Linked DNA regions of Homo sapiens: regions 1 and 2 are each linked to region 3. The links are chromatin loops, found by intact Hi-C in ENCODE. Cell type or tissue: heart left ventricle. All regions are shown on one strand. Links, peaks and the distances in the headings refer to the core of each region. The heading gives the core; the rest is flanking DNA.

Region 1 (7,465 bases), core at 1,320-6,319, 390 kb before region 3:
TCTAGTTGCTCTGCACTTGATCTGGGGACCACAGAATCTGATGAACAATAATATACTAATTTTGGGACTCTCTTCTCACTCAAACCATGGATGGCCTCAGACTTTATTCCAAGCATTTTTTCTGTATCTTATTCTAGGAAGTTTTAGATTAGCTAAAAATATGTGTAAACAAACAACTTTGAAGATTTTTTTTTCTGTAATTAGTGTGATTTTTTGCACTCTCTGTTCCCCTTCTTAAAGATAATAAGTCTGTTGAGATCTGTGAGTTGTTAGGAGATAATCTTGTTCATAGATTTTTCATGTCATTTTCAAAAGAAGCCTTAAACCAAAAAATGAACTATAATAACAATGTAAGTAGAGTATTTCTTGCAAGTGGATTTCATGGAAAAACCGTCTATACCATACTCTTCATTTATGAAATATTTAAATTGCTTGATGCTTTTTTGTTTTATTTTTGTTTATTTATTTTTTTAAGAAACTAAATGAATCTTTTTAGAGCTAGTTTAGGAGCATCTCCTGTTTACTTGGTACTTTATCTATCAACACATACCTACAGTGTTTGTATATTTTAGGATAATATCTCATTATTTCTCAACCTTCAGAAATTTATGGTTAGAGAAATGAGTAAGCTATGGTACTTTTATGTGAATATGCGGTATGCAAGCAACAGTGAATTTAAGAAGCACCTTCCCTTTTAGAATTTAACTAAAGTGTGCTTTGCTTTTCTGCTTTCTGGCATGTTGATTGACCCAATTAATTTTTGAAAGTGTGAGGTCCTAACAGCAGGGATTAAATCAGCCATTCCAAAACTAAATCTTAGAGTCAGGGTCTTTTATTTTATTTTTTGGGGAAGAAAAGAAAGGGCCTGGGAATGAAATTCACGTTGCTCTGGGGATGTTTTTTTTCCCTGAAACAATTTCACATAAGCCTACTTTATTAAAACACACACACACACGCACACACACAGACACACTCACCTCTGTTTTAATTGCCACTAAAATAATCATCTACAAACTCAAGAGTGGGTGGTATTAAGGGTTACTGGACCCCCAGGGAATTGCAGCAAAGAATTAACACGGCACATTACCTAAAGTGACTAAGTGTTACCTTCTCGCTCATCAAGCTTTCTTTCCCCTTCCTCCACTGTGCCTCTGACACTAGACCACTATGTTCCCCAGAGTTTCCTTCAACAGTTCTTTAAGGCTCCAAGTTCCCAAGTTTCTTGAGAAAAACTGATTTTCCGTATTCTTTATTTCCTATAATGAATCTGACCAAAACATTCATTAATCATCTGCTTGAACTTCTTATGGGACCACACAGAACATTTCTCCTGATATCTTACCTATAATTTGTCCTCCCGCCATTCTCCAAGGTAATCTACTAATCTGATTTCTCCTAGACCTATTTCTATTTTTGCTTCTACCTTTTTCCTAAGTTCTTTCCTTTGCTAGAGTGACTTTTTCTTCCCAGTTTGTTATCTGCTATACTGACACTATGCAGGGAAACAGGGTCATGCAAAGCAGCAAAATAAAGATTCTAAGATAGGAATCATGTATGGACACAACCTGGGTGATTGGAGAGATGCCAAAAACTGGGCTATGTTGCTGAGACAAAGCTGGGAGAACCCCAGTGCGGACTCAAACCCAGTGAGGAGTCCAGAACTGGAAGATATACAGGTATCAGGATCCTAGATAAAGGTAAGGCAGGAAGTCAAATCAACAGCCACGAGATGTCATACCAAAGCAGCATAGAGACTCGAGTGATGACTGCCTCAGAAAGGAAATCTTGTTGCATATGAGCCAGTCTCAGGCTATGGCCCTACAAGGGTCTGCCAATGTGCATAAATGAGCCACGTTACAGAGCTGGCAAATTGCTTAACGGGACTTAAAATGGTAATGTGGTTCTGTATCCTTGTTCCATACTGCCCTACTTACAAGTATTCCCAACTCATCTAAATGCATAAAACCCACAATCCTGTTTTCACTCAACACCCTGCCAGTAACTGTTGCCTTCCTATCTAAATATGATGGAAATGTGTTATATATTTAAGCTTGTATTATCATTTTCAATATTTCTATATTTCCTGTAGACTTTTCTCTAGTGGGGAAAATATTTTTTTAAAAAGAACTCTTTCGAAACGAATTTTATAGCATGTAGACCAGAGATGGCCAAATAGGTTATATACGCAGAACCACCTCTGGGGATCTCACCTCTGGCAGCCATTATTTTAATCAGGGCACAATTTCCTGCTGAGTCCAGGCTTTACCTCAACCTTCTCAACACAGCTCTCCAGGAAGCAACAACCAATTTGACTATACTGGGAGTGGGGTTGACACATTTACCTTCCTGACCCATCCTTGGCAACAGCTGGGGAAATGAAATGTTCTTGATGGTGATGTTGGCCTAAAGGTTTGGGAGGAAATTGCCCTACTTCTTTACTGAAAGTATAGCCAGATTAACTGCAGAAAGCAAAAATATCATTATAGACATTTTTAGCTTGGCTTTGAAAATGGGCACCATTGCTTCTCTGTAACAGGTACAAAGAACTCAGGTGTGAATGTTTCCAATGAATTGAAGTCTTAGCAAGAAAGTTTCTCGCTCTTTCTCTCTCCCTGTCTAAGTGGGGAAGTATTTAATCCTCTTTGCAAACACAGTCCCAGCTTTCAACCTCACAGGACTGCCTACTGTGTTGAATTACATTCAAAGGTTTATCTGCCATAGACCACTGACCCTAGGGACCGGGCTAAGACTATTCATATTGTCTAGAACTATAGGTCAGATTGAAACCTGCATCTCTGGCAAAAAGCCAACACTTCATTCACCACATCACTCAACTTTTCTCCTCATGTTATGTAATTACAACACAAGTGTCCAGCCTGACATTTCAGTATGAATATTAGTGGGCATAAAAATTCAATCCAGGCATACGACAGACAAAACACTACCAATTTTTACTTTTTAAAATGCAGGGACTGGCATAAAGGAGAGAATAGACCATTACAATTTAGTATACTGACTTAGTAGAGTTAAGTCACTGTAAACCATCAGGAATGGAACACCTGAGCGAGTAAATTTGGAGAGCATGTATGCATATGTGTGCAACTATTATTTGTGTGTGTTAGCAGTGGCTTACAGAGGTTAGTATAGGGGCAGATGGAGGAGGTCCATTCGGTTACAGGGTTTCACATGAATGCCTCATTATTTTGCTACCATATTTTCCTGTAGGTGGCAGCACTAACAAGGCTGGGGTCAGAGAAGAAAGGTTTAGCTTCAGATTCTGAAGAGAAATTTTTAGTAACAAGAGTACAAGAAGAAATTAAAACTTGTGCTTTCCTTTTTAATTAACTATAGATGCTGAAAGTCTTTCAGTAGCCAACATGTTATTCAAATGAACACACACACAGCCATCTCATTTAAAGAAAACAGACCAACACTGGCTAACTTGGCATCATCAGTCGCACTGGAGAGACTTAGAATGTTTCATGTTCTGTGTGTGGGAGAGAACGAACACAGTTTGTTCGGCTTGAAGTATCATTTCTCATAGATAAACATAGAGGAGAAATTTATCCCAGAACTTTTATTTCAGAGAACACTAAAAAAAGTTAGTTATGGCAAAGTTAGTAGCTGGAGTTAGAATCTCAGACCCAGTTTCTGAGGAATCAGCATAATTTCATATGTTATTATTACCTTATTATTCAGTAATTAATAGATTACTAAAATGGTAATGAACATAACAAAATAAAAATTTCAGCCAATAACAAATAAATACCCAGATTTTATAATGAATTTAGTAGATATTTTCAGTTGACATTTTTAAAAAAAGAATACTAAAAGTGTATTGCGAATTTGAGTTTACAAAATTTAATTATTACTAATCATAAAATTATAAATATATGCTCCTAGCTGTGAAATTGATTTAATATTTTACAATCTATTCTCCTGTGCAATCTCTAATTTTAAAAGTCTGTTTTAGGGTTTGTTAGATTTCCTCACATAGACAGTAAGCTCCTGAATAACCACATAAGTTCATCTTGCACAGCAGCAGCGCTATCAGCTTTTGAACACTCACTATGTAAAATTCACTTTATCCTAATCCTCCCAACAAATGGAAGGGATGGTACTGCTTTCTTCATCTTTCACACTGAAAAAGCTAAAGACTAGGAAAGTTAAGCAACTAGTCCAACTGCATATAAAAACTAAGGTGTGAATTCTGGTGTTTAGAGGCAATACTCATTTTACTTACTCTCATTCCCCTGCTTATTGGTAGTTCCCACTGCCAAAGTAAATTACACATAGTAGGTGCTGAACCAAGCTGATGGATTCTATTATTTTAGGATGCCATTACCCTAAATGATTCTGGTTAATTCAGCAGTTGTCCATTATCTATGCTCAAATTAATGATGTAGTTTTCTATTTATAGGGATGGGGGAAGTAACTACTTCCTTGTCAAATTACCAAAGCACTAATAATATTTTTTTTTAATTGAAAAGAGGCCTTCTAAAAGGAAGGTATAAAATCTGCCATCATCTGCATTGAAAGGTTAAAAAAAATTCCTTTGCAAAATTTATACTCGTATTTTTATTATTAAATTGGTATTGCTTTACTTAATTTGGGGGTCTTTTTTTTCATCTTGTAAATGGGAGTTCTGTATTGCTCAGGATTGTTCAGAGGAATTTGCTTTTCATGTTAGCAGACTAATCACTCTCTGTCCTCCATCAAATAAAGAAATTCCTTGGATTTCCACATGTCACTCTTTCTAGAACAACAACAACAATAAAAACCAGACTATATACTACATATGAGCTATGTTGATATGTATTCAATCTGTAAGAATTTTAGTCTGAATACCCTCAAAGAAAAGCATTTTTGTGGTATTTCTTCTGGAAATCCCTCAAGAACAAGCAATGTGGTAATATTTCTCGTTGAAATACTGCATTTTTCTTCCAGTGGTGGCAGAAGGAAAACATAAGAAAATTTGCTTTCCTAAAAGGCATCTTTTCTCTCTCACAGTGTTTCTGAGGGAAAGCAGTGGAACCTGCTGGTGATAATGCCTATGAAGGGGACTTTGCACTCACAAGCGCTTTTGACCCGTGAGTAATTAACGTACCTTACAAATATTCATCTTCCCAACACCTTTATGGGGTAGGTAAGTTATATACTCAAGGTCTAGTATTCACTGCAATTTTGTGACATTGAGAACAGCTACAGAGCTGTCCACTGTTAAATAAGTCCTGCGCCACAGAAGAAAGTTTATTTTTATTGTTCAGCCAGATGGGGAGCTAACCTACTCTATGGCAAGTGCAGTGAACTATGTGAATTGATTTACACCTCAAAACACCCTTGCAAAAATTTATTGTTATCTCCATCTTACACAGGGGTCAAAAAGTTCAATATACTCAAATTCAGATGCTTCTTTGAGAGAAAGCTGTATGTCTCCCTGTATGCCTGTATGTATGTATGGCTCTGAAAATTGTGTGTTTCCATAATATCACACTATCTCTTTGACTGTACATTGTCCTGTATTGAAACCAGAGAGCTTCTCTAACACATCTTGGACATCCTTGTGCTGGTGCTCCTCACTACTGCTTTCTGCTACTTGGCCAGACTAGGGCATCTCTCTCATCTGTTCTGTTAGGCAAGATGATTTAAATTATTCAGAACAAGAGTAGGAAGGCAACTTTATTATTCTGTGCACACTTTTATGAAATGTATCCCATTTTAGGGTTGAAATTCAATGTATCCCACTACAATTCTTTTCATGGATTATGAGTACTTTAAAACAAAGAACAATATCTTAATTGATTCAAACCTGCAAAATTTAACACCATGTCTGGCACATACCGGGTAGTCAGAAGAGATCTGAAAAGCTAACAAAATCAAGTCTTTTTACTATTTGATATCCTGACTTCATTTACTTTTTACCTACACAATGACATTTCCAAGATTATTTAAGGTAGGCAAATTTTGGAATTTTTACAATAATTATAAAGCCACTTTTCAACATAGTCTTTTGTAATATTGGTAAATACTACCAATACTTTGCTATCACTTGTAATATAAAAGAGTAATACACTCTATTTCATGAAAGCATCATGGACCGTAAAGAAAACGAAACAGAAATAAAAGATGAATGATAAAAGTGTCTCAATCCATTGCTATACCATAGATCTTTAATATAATTATGAAATATTTCAGTGATTGATTCTATTGCTGTATCATAGATCTTTAATTATGAAATATTTCAGTGATTATAAAAATGCTGCTGGCTACATTATATTGCTTTTCCTAAACATAGTATAAATTACAGACATATAACTTCTGTTTGAAAATATAAGCGATAGAGGAAAATATGAACTATTTAAGATGGCCTGAAGGCTCTCCATAGCCTCCCATTCCCTCCTTTTTTCAGGCTTATTTCTTACCACGCTCCTCTACTCACTCAACCAGCTCTTTTCCAAACACATTGGCCTCTTATTTGAACAGACCTCAGGACCTCTGCATGTTCTCATGCCTCTTGCTGGAATTCCCCTTTTCCTCATGTCCTGTTTTCCCCATGGCTCCCTCCCTCACTTTGTTCTTCTCTCTGCTCAAATGTTCCCTCTTCCACCACCCAGGTCCACTTCTTCCTCCATTCCTCTGCACATGTGCTCAATCTCTACCCTTTGGGATGCTTTACCTTTTTTTCATTGCATTTATCATCACCTGTCATTATTCTGAATATTTATAAAGGTATCCTTGTCACTTCCTAGTACAATAAAAAGTCTATGAAGGCAGAGACTTTTGTCTATCTTGTTCATCTCCTCATCCCAGTGCCTAGAGCACATGGCAAGCGCTCATGAATGAAATAATAAATGAGTTGTTGCATGACTTCACAGCATAAGGAAGTTATTAAAGGCACATGATATTTCATGATACTCTGTTTTCATAATGATACTTGATTTTTTTTCAAGACATCACAATCCCTATGTCCTAAAAACAGTGCTTTTGAAAATGCATCCTAGTGTATTGTTCCTATGAATATACTTTATCATAAGTAAGTTTTTTATGTGTGTTTGTTTTCTTCATAGATAATATCCACAATGATGTGCTAAGCAGAAGCAAAAAGCTAAGACATTTCTTTGATTTCCTAATTTGCTAAATATTACTACAAATACAATTTGTGGTACTCAGTATTTTGGGGATTAGAGACTCCAACAAGTTACTACCTAAAAGGCTGCATCATAGTAATTCAATGTTATACATTTGCTCAAATGAATACTGTTTTTAGCTTGTCTATTTTATTCCTGGAGCTAGCTAACTGATAATGTGTCTCTATTTTATAGAGTATTGACTCAGAACAAATAGGAAAAAATTGTTTATACAAAGTTATATTATTAGGTGGGTTGCATTAGAAATGTGAATTCCAGCAGTGTTTTCCACCACATTTTTTTCTCCACATTTAATGGAGGAAACAAAAATGCTTCCA
Region 2 (7,465 bases), core at 1,274-6,273, 1.2 Mb before region 3:
GATAAGGAGAGCAGGATTTTTAAACAAAAGCTGGACATGGGTAATTACCCTGAAGCTGAACTGAGCCCCGTTATATTCAGCACTGTCATTTACATTTCATTTCACTCTCTGCTGATTAAAAGAAAATAAACCGACCCATTGTTTTTCTCTTCCATCTCTTTGCCTTCTTCCTCACACCTTACTTAAGAATGTATATCATAGCTTTAATCGGTTCCATGAATCTAAAAAGTTTTTCCCCACAAAATTGGATGAACACTTCTAGTTTGGTGGCTTTCACTATGGTGACAGCATCACTGGTTTTCACTTATCATAGAATAAATTTCATAAGCCATTTGTATTCAAGCGTTTGCAATGAAGCTGCTGTTTTGTATAAACTACTGTCACTTTGAGACTATAAATGACTTAAGGTTAATACTAGGGAGGTAGAAGAAATCATTATATCATTATCAGGAACTGTCAGTGAGTAAAAGGACAGCTTAAACCTGACCTACAATTAAAATAGAAGCCATTTGGTTTTCTGCTGAATGACTATAGAGCTCTGCAACTTCATCCTCTAGAAAGTGGAAATATCTTATTTTTAAAGAATAGTGATTTTATAAATTGATGACCATTGTTAGATATTTTCACTGAAGTTTCAGGAATTCTATTAAATTAACTCTTGGCAATGAAGGGACACCAGGAGAGAATTTTGACTTGATCATTATATTGATAGGGAGCGGTGCAGGAGATGAGACTTTACAGTGAAGCGAGTAGGAGCCAGTTTGTAGTAGAGGATGGGCATGGTGGTTGGGGCAAGGAGGTTGAGGAAATTCATATCTGATAACTGCTGTTTGCTCTGTAAAGAAGGATGCAAGTTTTTTTGTTTTTGTTTTTGCTGAGTAAATAAGCAGATACTAAATGTAAGAATTGAGGACAGGTGAACTTTTAGAAAAGGTACTATGAGAAATAGGAAAAAAAGCCATTTGCTTAACAATTTTTACATTCATATACTTTTCCTATTTTTGTATACTTTATTTCTCTTACTTAATTACCTGTTCCTTGAGAGGAAGGCCATAGTTTTCATCACGCAACATGTGTTTATGGGACCATTCGTGTCAGGTGTTGGGGCTGAACAGACTAAGGCTTCTTATCCTTAGAAAACTTGCACATCAGGAGAAATGGCCACTCAAACCATATTCCAACATAGCATCTTGTGTTCTGTAGTGATCTGTGAGAGGTGTTGTGTGAACATAGGAAAGCACCTACCTAAGGAGATGGTGCTTGAGGCAAAAGAGATGGGGAATTTGGTTGGAAAGCCAAAAATTTAAGCAAGATACAGAAGCATGAGAGGCATTGTGGTATATGTGGGGAACCCTGGACTTCAGTGTAGCTGGAAATACTGAGCAGTGGGGGAGGATCAGCTGGAGATGACCTGGAAGACTAAAGAGAGGGAAGCCCAGTGTTGAGGGACCTTACCTACTGAACAGTTTCAAGTTTATCCTGTTGGTAAAAGGGCAAGCCCATAGGGATGTTTGGAGAGTGGCAGAAGCTCTGTGTTCTGTGAAGGTCCTCCTAGCTTCACTGTGTTAGTGAATTTGAGCTGTGGAAAGTTAGCTGTGATACTACTGAGGGGGCTCCTGGAATAGTCAGGCAAAGATGGTGAGGCTATAAACCAAGGAAGCTAGAATAGAGATTGTAGGGGACTTGTTGGAATTGAGAATTTTGCGGGGAGGTAGATATGGCAGGACTCGGTGACTAATTGGATAATTGGGGTGAGGGAGATGAGCTAAGGGTGATGTTTCAGAAATCTGGCTTGGGACAACTGAGCGGATGATTGTTTTCTTGTATATGTTTTTATTCCCCATCCCTACTCCCAGGACCATGGGGCAGTACTGCTTTCTTAGGCTGCTGTAATAATCTTCTACTGATTTCTCTGCTTCTGCAGTTTCTCCCTCCATTCCATGCCCTACATGGTGGCCAGAGTATCTTTCAGAATATAAATAGATAAGGAAACTCCTCTGCTTAAATCTCATCAATGGCTTTCTGCGGAATTTAGAATAAAATTCAGAATCCTTTACATAACCTTTATGTCAGCCTGATCTACTTCTGGCCTGTCCAGTCTCATCTTGTGCCACCTTCCCTTTTGCTTACCAGTTGTTATCCACCCTGGCCGTAGTCTTTCAGGTCCCAGAATGGATTTACCTCCTTTTAGTCTCAGAGTCTTCTCACACGCACTGTGTTTCCTCTTCCTAGAATGTTTTCTTCCCCTCTTTTCATATGAGTAAATTTAATTCATCCTTTAGGTCTCAGATAAATGTCACTTCCTGAGAGAAGCCTTTCTTGTCCTTTCCCTTCACCGCTTCTGGATAGGTGTTTCCTTCTATTCTTCCCATATTCTTTTCTTGCCAGTGTTTAATCACAGTTTGTAAGTATATGTCTGGATGTACATTGTTTAATGTCTGTCTCTCCCACCACTGTACGTACAAGCTCTGTGAATTCACGGAACTTGACTCTTTTGCTCACAATGCAATAAATATTTATGGAAAGAATACTGACTTTTAAGTGATTACTCTAGGCTGTTCTAGAATAAAAACAATCACATCAGTGGTATTTAAATCATCCATTTAAAGGAAGAGTAGGAACAGATAGTTATGGTAGCCAAAAGTTTTCTGTTTGAAAATACATTGAATTTTATCATTACCCTGATACTACTCTTCAAAAATCAGTGGGACAAAAACATTTTAATCCTATGATCCCTAGGCCTCATTTCTCATGAGAAGCAAACCAATAAAGCAGCTGAATTGACGTATTGTGGAAAATTATAACACCTTCCCTTTATTTAAGAAGGAGGTGATAAAAGAGAATAGCAAATACTGGGAGAAGGCAGTAATTAGGAGGATCGTTTTATCTAAGTGGAATTCTCAATGAAGAATCTTTCGTATGTTGGAAGTCTGAGCAGTTTATGATGGTCAGTTTGAGAAACTTTTTTTATATATGTATTCTCACAGTATAATCCAGAGGGTCATGAGTTGTGTTTAAAGCAGCAGTTTCAAATGTGACTACAGAACATACAGCTTGATTTATTTTCTTGAGAATGAATTCCCCATTAGATTAAAATTTATTATAAGTGGCTGAAATCGCTTTAGCATCTTTTTGGGTTCTTTTTAATGCTGTATTTTTGATATATAGTTGTAAACATAGATTGACTTGAATAAGGTCACGTTTATATACCTTTCTTTCTTGTTCTAGAGAGTAGTTTGGAATTTTAGGTCGGACACTGAGACAGTGTTACACGTTAGAATCGCTGAGGTGAATATGTAGTTGTCTATTTCTCCATCATTATTTAAAAATGAAATGGTGTGAATAAATGCTAACATTCCCTGAGGAAAAGGCCAGCCTGGTCATGTTGGGACTGTGGGACTCTCGATGTTTACAGCAATCCGGGACTCACAAACAGCTATCAAAACGGTGCTCCTGGCAGATGCATGGTCTGCTGTGCTGTAAGCTATTTCAGTTCACATCAGGAAGTACTCTAAAGAAGGATTGCTATGCTCCAGCCAGCAGAGGGTAGTGTACACATGAAAGTTAACTACCAATTTGTAAGCCTTCCTTTGGTTTCTTTGGCAAGTGTGTTAAAATTCCTCGAGTGGTTTATGTTTAGAATTAGCAGTACTGATAGGACAGGAAATTGGCTGGGTGGGACAGTGGTTAAAGGAGTCCTGCCTAAAACTTTAGATCTGAAATATGTGCTACCATAATGTTGCTGTTCAGTGAGGAATGTCCTCTAAATGTCAAACTCTATTTTGAATGACCCACTAATCCACCATGTGGGAAATTAACTCTTTAGCCATTGTTTTGATGTAATTTCTACTAAAAAAAAAAGAGAATCACAATGGGAAAAACATGAGTTTTGAAGTCTGATTTAGGCTACAATTCTGGCAATGCTACTTACCAGCTGTGTGATTTGTGGTAGATTATTTAAACTCTTTAGCCCCCTTGTGTCCCTATCTGTAAAATTTAGATGATACTTTTCTGCAAAAAGATACGGAAAATTAAATAATTATGTAATAACACATAGTTTGGTAGGAAATATATCTTCCTTTCTTGAATCATAACTTGTGTATTTCTTATAATGTTTACAATTGCTGATTGTCTTAAAAGGATAAATGATAGGGCTGAATGCTGTATGTCTTCCTTATGTAGCCATTTATGGCTAGCACAAATTTACCTACAGAAACTCTTCTGATTATAAAAAATGATAATAGTATAGTCAATAGTCTTAATATTTTATTCATATCGTCTTAATTACTATCAATGGTTAAGAAATTTGGAAATTGTAGTCTTTTTATCACCATAGTCTTCTCTCTTGCCATTTCCTAATTCTTGTGTGTTTTTATTTTTCCATCAAATAGGTTTTGCTTACTAAACTTTGGCAGAACTCGGGTTTTATGATACGTAGGTGATATCACAATGAATAGTGGTAGACAGATTTAGAAATGTTAGCGAAACCAAAAGTCAAACACTGGGATGAGCTTGAGTTAATGGGGAGATCAAAGATTGTGTTTGCTGAGGATACTCTTCTCCTTTTAAGTAAGCACTTTGGCCTTTGAGATACTGTGCTGAAAAAAAAACAACTTGCAGATATTCCTGGTTGAGACGCGCAGGGAATGTGAATAGAGAAGAGTCATGAAAAGGTGATGAAAAATATGTAGAGTTGAATATCATCGTCTCAGATGTAAGCCCTGGCAAACTAAACCAAAGATAGGATGAAAGAGAGGTAGAGAGAAAAGAGAAAACAAAAAATGAGTTTGCCATTTTTTTTTAGCATTAAGGTAATAAAAGTTCTGAATGCTGCATAGAGTATAGTATATTTCGTATGGTCTGGGTATATTTTAAATGTGTATTGTTCATAGATATGTGGTATTTATATGTATGATTATATGTGATATGTGTTGGACCATAGACATACTGAGTGTTTCGTGAGAAATATTTTATGAACTATGGTCTTTCCACTTAAGTGAAAATAGTAGCCAAAGTCCTTGGAATGTCTTACTCGAAGCAGGACTTGTGCTGCTAGATAATAGACTGGCGCCTGCCAGATCTCTGGCTGTGTAAGGGATTTGGAGCTTTTGGGTTTTCCAGAGTTTCTGTTATAAATGATAGATGTTGTGTTTTGCAATCAGGAGTCATTTGGTCTTCTAGAAAGGGGACATTTTAGCACAGAACCCAAACATACACTTCACACTGATTCTGCTCTACTACCTGGGAAATAAGAAAATAGCATTTTCTCCCCAGGAGTTGCATTTCTAAGGTTAATGATCTTTCCCACCTTCTCCAGTAGCATGTATGTCTTTGCCACCGTGTCCCCATAGCACTGAATAGAACACATGGTCGGTTAAGGGCTTATTTTGCCTTTATTCTGAGAGGTCTAAACTATTACAGAAAAGAATGTCTTAAGTAGTGAGTGTTTTCTCAATAATCGTTAGCATACATTTTAATCATTACTTTTGGATTTTTCAGGCTTTTGCTGTTCATTCCCAGTCTCTGACTCTAATCTTTATATTCTCTGATTTTATTACCAATAGTTGCCCTATTTCTATCCCTCTGGTCAAAGATAAACTATTTTATTAATCCCTTCCTTTGGTCCGTAGAGGAAGCCCATCTTCCATTGTGCTTTGGGCTTTGTCTTCTGCCTCCCTCTTGTGAGCTGCATAACCACAGCTTAGGTCAGCTAGGCACGCTAGTAATTGAGCCTGGGTCAGCTTGCTGGAATCACATTTCTGTCCTACCTTAGCCTCCTTACTACTGCAGTTCTAGAATATTCCATGAAGTAATCCACAGGCAGTTTGAGGGGGAGGTGATCTTGCATGGCCTAGAGGGGCCATGAGGAGAATAGTGGACATGAGGGCAGAGCTAGAATACCTGACTGCATTCTGATTCCCCTTGTACAGAGGAAAGTGAGATGTCATTCTGCAAAGTGATAGGTAATTGAATGTAAGCCCCAGATATCAAGGGAAAGCCTGAGAATTATGGACAATTTGAACTTATTTAGATTTTAGCCAAGCGGTTGGCATATTAAATTTGCATTTTAATAAATTAGGTTTGGTCTCAGTATGGAGAATACACTAGGGAAGGAAACACTGGAGGCAGGGCAGCTGGCCATTTACGGAAAAGAGGCGGGGATGAGGGAGGCCTAGATTAAATGTTGGAGTTATGAGTGGAGAGAAGTGGATTTGAGATGTTTAGGATATACGAGTTAAGATTTTAGGACTGACCAAATCTGAGAAGAGGGATTTGACGCAGGTTTCTGATTTTGATGACTGGATGGGGAACAATGCCAAGAATTGTGAGGATCAACATGGTAGCTGAAAAGATGACAGCATCTGGACATAGCTTTAAAATAAAAACCGAAGAAAAACATTCTGCCAGGATTAAGCTAACACAGCTTAGGAAGTGATCAAGTTTTCTAGTGATCTTACTGACATAAGGACAGAATTTCGAATACCTGGAGGAGTAGTTGATGGACTTCAGTCAGACTTTTGATGAAAGTTGAAGTAGTTGACGTTAAATGGTGGAACATTGTTCTGTGTTGCCGTTATCCTGGCACAGTCCTGATATGTGGACCAGACTTGAGTCTACCTGTGGAGTCATCTGTTCTTTCAGGGTTTTGTTATCCTTCAGCTTCCCTGTGGCTCTTACACCTCCTCTTGATATGAAAAGTCTGTGCCATTGAAATATATCCTTAGTTAATAGGCCTTCATTAGTAAGACCTCTCATCCAGTTCTACTTCTTTCTTGGTGGGCTCCTCAGCTGTCATGGCCTTAGTCCATCACCTATATTCTCAGAGCTCCTCCTGCTTCTTGAGTTGGGGAAGAAGATAGCTCTTTTGGAGAAAACCTCATTACATTGTAATTAAGGGTGCAGTCTTTAGAGTCAAACAGATCTGTGTTCAAAGCCTAGCTCTGCCACTTACCAGGTGTATTATCTTGGACCTGTACTCTTAAGTAATTCCTCATCTGTAAAGTGGTACTAATCGTTTACTTATTTCTTAGAGCTGACAAGTTTTGTTAGGTCGTACATATAAAGCATTTAGTATTGTTTTTGGTCCATACAAAATAACCAGCAAATGTTACCTTTCATTTGGTATCTTTAGTTGTATACCTACACATTGACTCTCTAAAATTTATCTTTTTGGGGATTGTATGTAGACTGAAGTTATTAATAGTAACCTTTAACATGTTTTCATGTGTTTGCAGGAATTTGGAACTGTAATATACTTGGGTGCCATAAAATTTCAGTAGCTACCTATTTCTCTTTGATGAATCAGGAAATCTGGGCATGTTTAATTTTTGATAATCTGGGTTTTTGGTGTGATTTTAAAAATATATGTGGCAAAAACAGTTTCTGAATAAACAAATGTGCCAACATTATTTTGGCTAAACCTGGATTTTTTTTATTAATGCTAGGTATGATGGAAAAATGAAGG
Region 3 (5,000 bases), core at 1-5,000:
GTAAACATTGCCAATATTTTTAAAAATCTTTGGGTACTTTCTCCCCTGATCACTTTTAACTGTTCTTTTAACATAGAACAGGAAGGCATCCTAGTATGCAATACCCAGTGCCTTTAATAGTTTCTTTTGGACTCCAGCTAATGGCCCTTTTAAATGGAAGCAAGGATTCCAGGCTGGGGTTCCAGGCAGCAGAAGCAATGAGGTGGAATGGAGTTAGCTTGAATGAAAGGGTTATGGAAACCTCTGTCACGACATTGAGCCAACATTCAAAATTTCAGATTCTGAGTCTTTAGTGGATAATAAAATTATTTAAACAACAGAGAAAAAAATTTGTAAAGGCCTATTGGCAATGGTCCATTTGTAAGGAAGGTATTTAATTAGGCAAAAGAGAGTTTATTATGCTTAAAGCAGACTATGAAAATACACATTCTAAAAAGTTGTGATTACTGATATTTATGATGTCTGCTATAAGGTGAAATGATTTATAATAGGACTGCATTCAAACCTCAAGTAGCATTTTAAAATTTTAAAGCTATATAATTTTTCTTTCTCTTTTTTAGTATTAAGTATAACAAAATATGAAAATATGTGATAATTTCATTAAAGCTTCAAAAATGTAACAGTAGTAGTCTAATGGAAAATTATTTCTAAATTAGATATAAATGATGTATAATTTTCAAGTTACATATATATATATATATATCATACCTCTATATGTTGGGGGAGTGGAAATACTAAAATATAGGCTTGTAGCAAAAATAAAAAGAAAGAGAATAGAGAATGAGATAGTGCTGAATGGTGCTGACTCAAAAAGTTTATTCCAAATGCTATTAAGTTCTGAGTTAATTTCTGATAAGCAGCTTTTCCTTGCCCAGCAAATTCAAATTTCAAGAGATTAAGAAAGTACACTCCAAATCTTGATTTTTATAAAACTCCTCTCTTTTAAACAGTTAGTCCACAGCTGGGCTCTTTCCTTGCCTCAGTAGCTGAAGTGACATAAACAAGGATGGCATGTCACATTGTGCTCTATTGAGAAATAATGTGGAGGCAGAAGGGTGCTGTGGTTAGGAACCCTCCTTATCCTCATCTGTAGAACAGGGGTTGAATAGAGCTTCTAGGCACCGTACTCTTACTTAGAAGTTGGCCTGGTACATATTAAAAGTAATGGCACAAACCACAATTATTTTGCACCAACCTAATAAAAGTGTGTGTTGAATTGTAGTTATAATTATTCTTACTATTTTTAAAAACAAACTATCCAGGTCATCTTCACCTTGATCTGCAGCAGGGTCCTAATTGGGAGCTGAGAACACAGAGAGGAGAAATGTAAATAGTCCAGCCTAGGAAGAGGTTAGGAGAGTGAGGAAGGTTTCCCTGAAGGCCAGATAATTCAACAGTAAGTCTGAGTTAGGGCAAGGGATCTAGAAACTGCATTCTAGATAAATGTATCCAATATATGGGATCAGTAAACATTATGGTGGGACAAGTGCAGGGGTGACTAAAAAGACAAGTGTGAGGCCAGCAAAGTAGATAAGTAAGCAGGGGTCATATCACAGTGGACAAGGACCCTGAGGGCCATGTTAAGAAGCTTGGGTTTATCTGCTTTCATTTCCTAAAGTTTATACTCAGTGCCTTCCAATCATTATGTTCTTGTTTCTAAATTCCCAAAACAGCATGATACAAATAGAGTGCCTCTCTTAAACTGGTCCTTTGAAATTGATGATAAAATGTTATTTCAATCTCAGTATATTTTAATGGTCAGAGCTATCTTTGTAAAAGTGGGCTCAAAGTAATATCCCAAATTAATAGCATTTAGTAGAGTATGTAATGATGTATCAAATTATTTTTCTTTGAATAATTAATCAGAAGCATCTTGAAAATTAAATAGAAAAGGCAATAGAATTCGTGTGTAACCTACCGCATAGGTAAATCAGGTAGCTTTAAATTTCAGTGTGGAGAAATTGTGTGCTTATTTATCAAAAAGCAAAAGACATTCATTCTTTGATATTTTTACTATATTTGTTGTAAATTCCTAGGTTAAATTTAGAGCAAGAAGAAGTTTTCTATTTTATTAAAACAAACAAAAGACATTTCTCAATTTACTTGATAATAATATAGGCCTGTAAATATGTATCTACACAATACATTATAATTGCCCCCACAAAAGAAAAAAGTCATACTATAGCAATTCCTCTTCCTTGCAAATTTTCCCAGTGATATTTTAATTTAAAATAACAGGCCGGGCACAGTGGCTCACACCTGTAATCCCAGCACTTTGGGAGGCCAAGGCAAGCAAATCACCTGATATCAGGAGTTCAAGACCAGCCTGACCGACATGGTAAAACCAAACCCCATCTCTACTAAAAATACAAAATTAGCCAGGCACGGTGGCACGCACCTGTACTTCCAGCTACTCGGGAGGCTGAGGCAGGAGAATCACTTGAACCTGGGAGGCAGAGGTTGCAGTGAGCCAGGACTGCGCCATTGCAGTACAGCATGGGCAAAAAGAGCAAAACTCCGTCTCAAAAACAAAAAACAAAAAAGAAAAAAGAACAAAAGCTGGAATTTTCATTCTCTATACATAATAATCAGGTCCAATTCCAGATTCAAAAATAATAAGATCAACCCCTTTTTCACACTGTGAGTGCTTTATAGAAGGCATAAAGCCATGGGCTTCCAGTTGAATTTCATTCCACACCAAATAAAAAGAAAAGAAAAATGTAATACTTATTTAATTGGTTTGAGTCATATAATTCGTGATATTTAGTCCTCAGTCTGTAATGTGGAATACATTTTTAGCATTTGGGTAAAAATTATAACCTAGTTTGTCTTGGGAAGTGAACTACTTACAGCTCAATGGCTCCCCTTAGTGACACTTCGCAAGAAATTCACAAAGCAGCAGCTTTTATGAAGACCTATAGACAGATTTTATCCAAACATCAAGAAAATAGCTGCTATTCATAATTTAAGTGGTTCTCAATAAGTGAATTACAGTTGTGATTCTAGGGAAAGCAACTCTTTTTTTCATAACCTCATTATGTTTAAAGGATATTGAACGTGTTCTATGGTTTGCATTTTCACTTGGAATTTAAATATATACAAGTTAGGAAGAATAATTCAGGATCACTCTCTTTGTCATTTTTTACATGTTTATTTTTTCTAGTTCATATATGCACTTGAACAGGTTTTAAAAAGATAACCTGCAATTAATTTAATTTATATCTGGGTGCCTATTCCAAATTTATCTATTAAGAAAACTTGCCTTAAAATTAGTAGCTACAGTAAGTCAAAAACGTATTTGATATTCATTAGGAAAAATGAAAGAAACAAAGGAGCAACCATGCAATTTGAAGTAAGTTTTGAGAGTATATATTTGAAGAAATTGGGTCTTCTGTTGCTCTGCAGCTTTGGCTTTTAAATGTGGTTGCACATCAAAATAAACTGGGGGGGAGGGGTGTGAACTTGTTGTTGACTACAGGTTCTTGGGCCCCTCATAAGAACCACTGAATCATAATCTCCAAGGGTGGGATCTAGGAATCTGTATTTTTATATGTTTTGGAACATTGTCTGCAGAAGGCCATAGGAAATGTTTATGTAAAAGACTGTATGTGTTTATACTAACAGAAAATAATTTCAGAATCTTAAAAATAACAATTATCAATTCAATTATGTGATACTACTATGCAACAAAATCTTAAATATGGCTTTTTGGTCTACATGGAGATTTTAGCTACTCTTTCAAAAATTAAGGCTCAAAAATACCAACCACTGACTACATTCCCTCTACAGCATCTTATTACTTACAGCAATTTTCTGAAATAGGAAATAAGGTCAACATGTAAGAATAGCCTATTGGCCTTTTCTAAACTCATCACAGAAACATCCAAACTCTGGCCTGCTATCTGAATTCAATACTTGCCCTTCTCTAGTTTTCAGTACACTGGTCCTCAGGACAAACTCCCAACATGGCAATTGAAGCCCGTATATCTTTCCAGCTTCTATGGGTAATATTCTATATATAGACTCTGATCAAACCAAGGAAGTTGACTTTCAATGCCCCAGATTCACCATGTCCTTGCATGCCTTAGTGCATGTTCACTGCCTGGCATGCACTTCTTCCCTCATCAGCCTAGCAAACTCTCAGTCATTCTTTTAGGCTCACCTCAAACATCATTACATCAGGGGAATTATTTTCAGTCTCTGAAATCATTTTCAGTCTCTCTTCATGGAGTTCAATGCTTTCCCACTGTACCCCCAACAGGACCTTGTACACACCTCTATTTTAGCATTAACATGTGACTATAATTATTGGCAGTCTCCATATCTAACTTATATCCCCAGGTTTTATCACACATTTTTGGCACAGAGTAGGGGCTTTGTTCATGTTTGTGCAAGGGGTTAATAATATTAGTTTTCATTTGTCCCATGAGTAACATATGCCAGTCACCATGCTAAATGCTCTACCAGCATCTCATTTAATCCTTATGAAGTTTAGCAAGAAGTAAGGATTATTCACATTTTAAATATATCAGAGAGTTAATCCTGAGAAATATCAACAACTTGCCAGAGTTCACACAACTAGTTGGTGGCAGACCTAGAATTTGAAAACAGCATTTTTCTGGCCCTAAGGACAGTGTACTTAAATGTTACACCATAGTGCTTCTCTGCAAGGGCTCAGATTGTACTTGACTGCTAATAGCAAATTCTCTTTGATGTTTTCTACCCAAACACCCTCATAGGTAGAACATCAAGGGGAGATGAACGCTGTTTTAATCACTAGAATGTTCCAAAACCCAGTTCAGGCAGGTACGTGCGTGTACACATGCACACAAACATGAATATTCAGTGAATGGCAAAGCACACGTGTGTGTGTATATATATATGTGTGTGTATATATGTCAGATTGTCATAACTGGAATGCTTAGTTTGCAAAATTGCCAAAAAAGCCTGAAAAAAATATTAACCACATCAATGAAAAGTCACCAGAATAAAAAAGGAAG

Evidence for each region. Hi-C counts contacts between places; a loop is a spot of excess contacts. Peaks named below come from ENCODE experiments on the same cell type or tissue, not always from the same donor. Only the 100,000 strongest peaks of a DNase experiment are listed, where the experiment ranks them.
Region 1: a loop joins it to region 3, with 3 times the contacts of the local background. A loop is called at or near these places in 22 of 110 quality-filtered maps.
Region 2: it touches region 3 in a loop (3-fold over the local background); 5 of 110 quality-filtered maps call a loop at or near these places.

Annotation. Positions count from the first base shown.
Region 1 is chr6:126,801,210-126,808,674 of GRCh38, forward strand. No RefSeq gene overlaps it. Among named protein-coding and RNA genes, the nearest start is that of RSPO3, 310 kb to the right of the region's middle. In heart left ventricle, for the core only: a CTCF peak has its summit at 3,228 (motif pointing right); no DNase peak of the experiment used is centred there.
Region 2 is chr6:126,030,277-126,037,741 of GRCh38, forward strand. The region is part of intron 12 of TRMT11 (tRNA methyltransferase 11); the gene reads left to right. Among named protein-coding and RNA genes, the nearest start is that of TRMT11, 47 kb to the left of the region's middle. In heart left ventricle, for the core only: a CTCF peak has its summit at 3,537 (motif pointing right); no DNase peak of the experiment used is centred there.
Region 3 is chr6:127,187,905-127,192,904 of GRCh38, forward strand. All of the region lies in intron 4 of RSPO3 (R-spondin 3), which reads left to right. All of the region lies in intron 1 of LOC105377989 (a long non-coding RNA gene), which reads right to left. Among named protein-coding and RNA genes, the nearest start is that of RSPO3, 72 kb to the left of the region's middle. In heart left ventricle, for the core only: a CTCF peak has its summit at 2,869; no DNase peak of the experiment used is centred there; H3K27ac peaks cover 1,662 bases.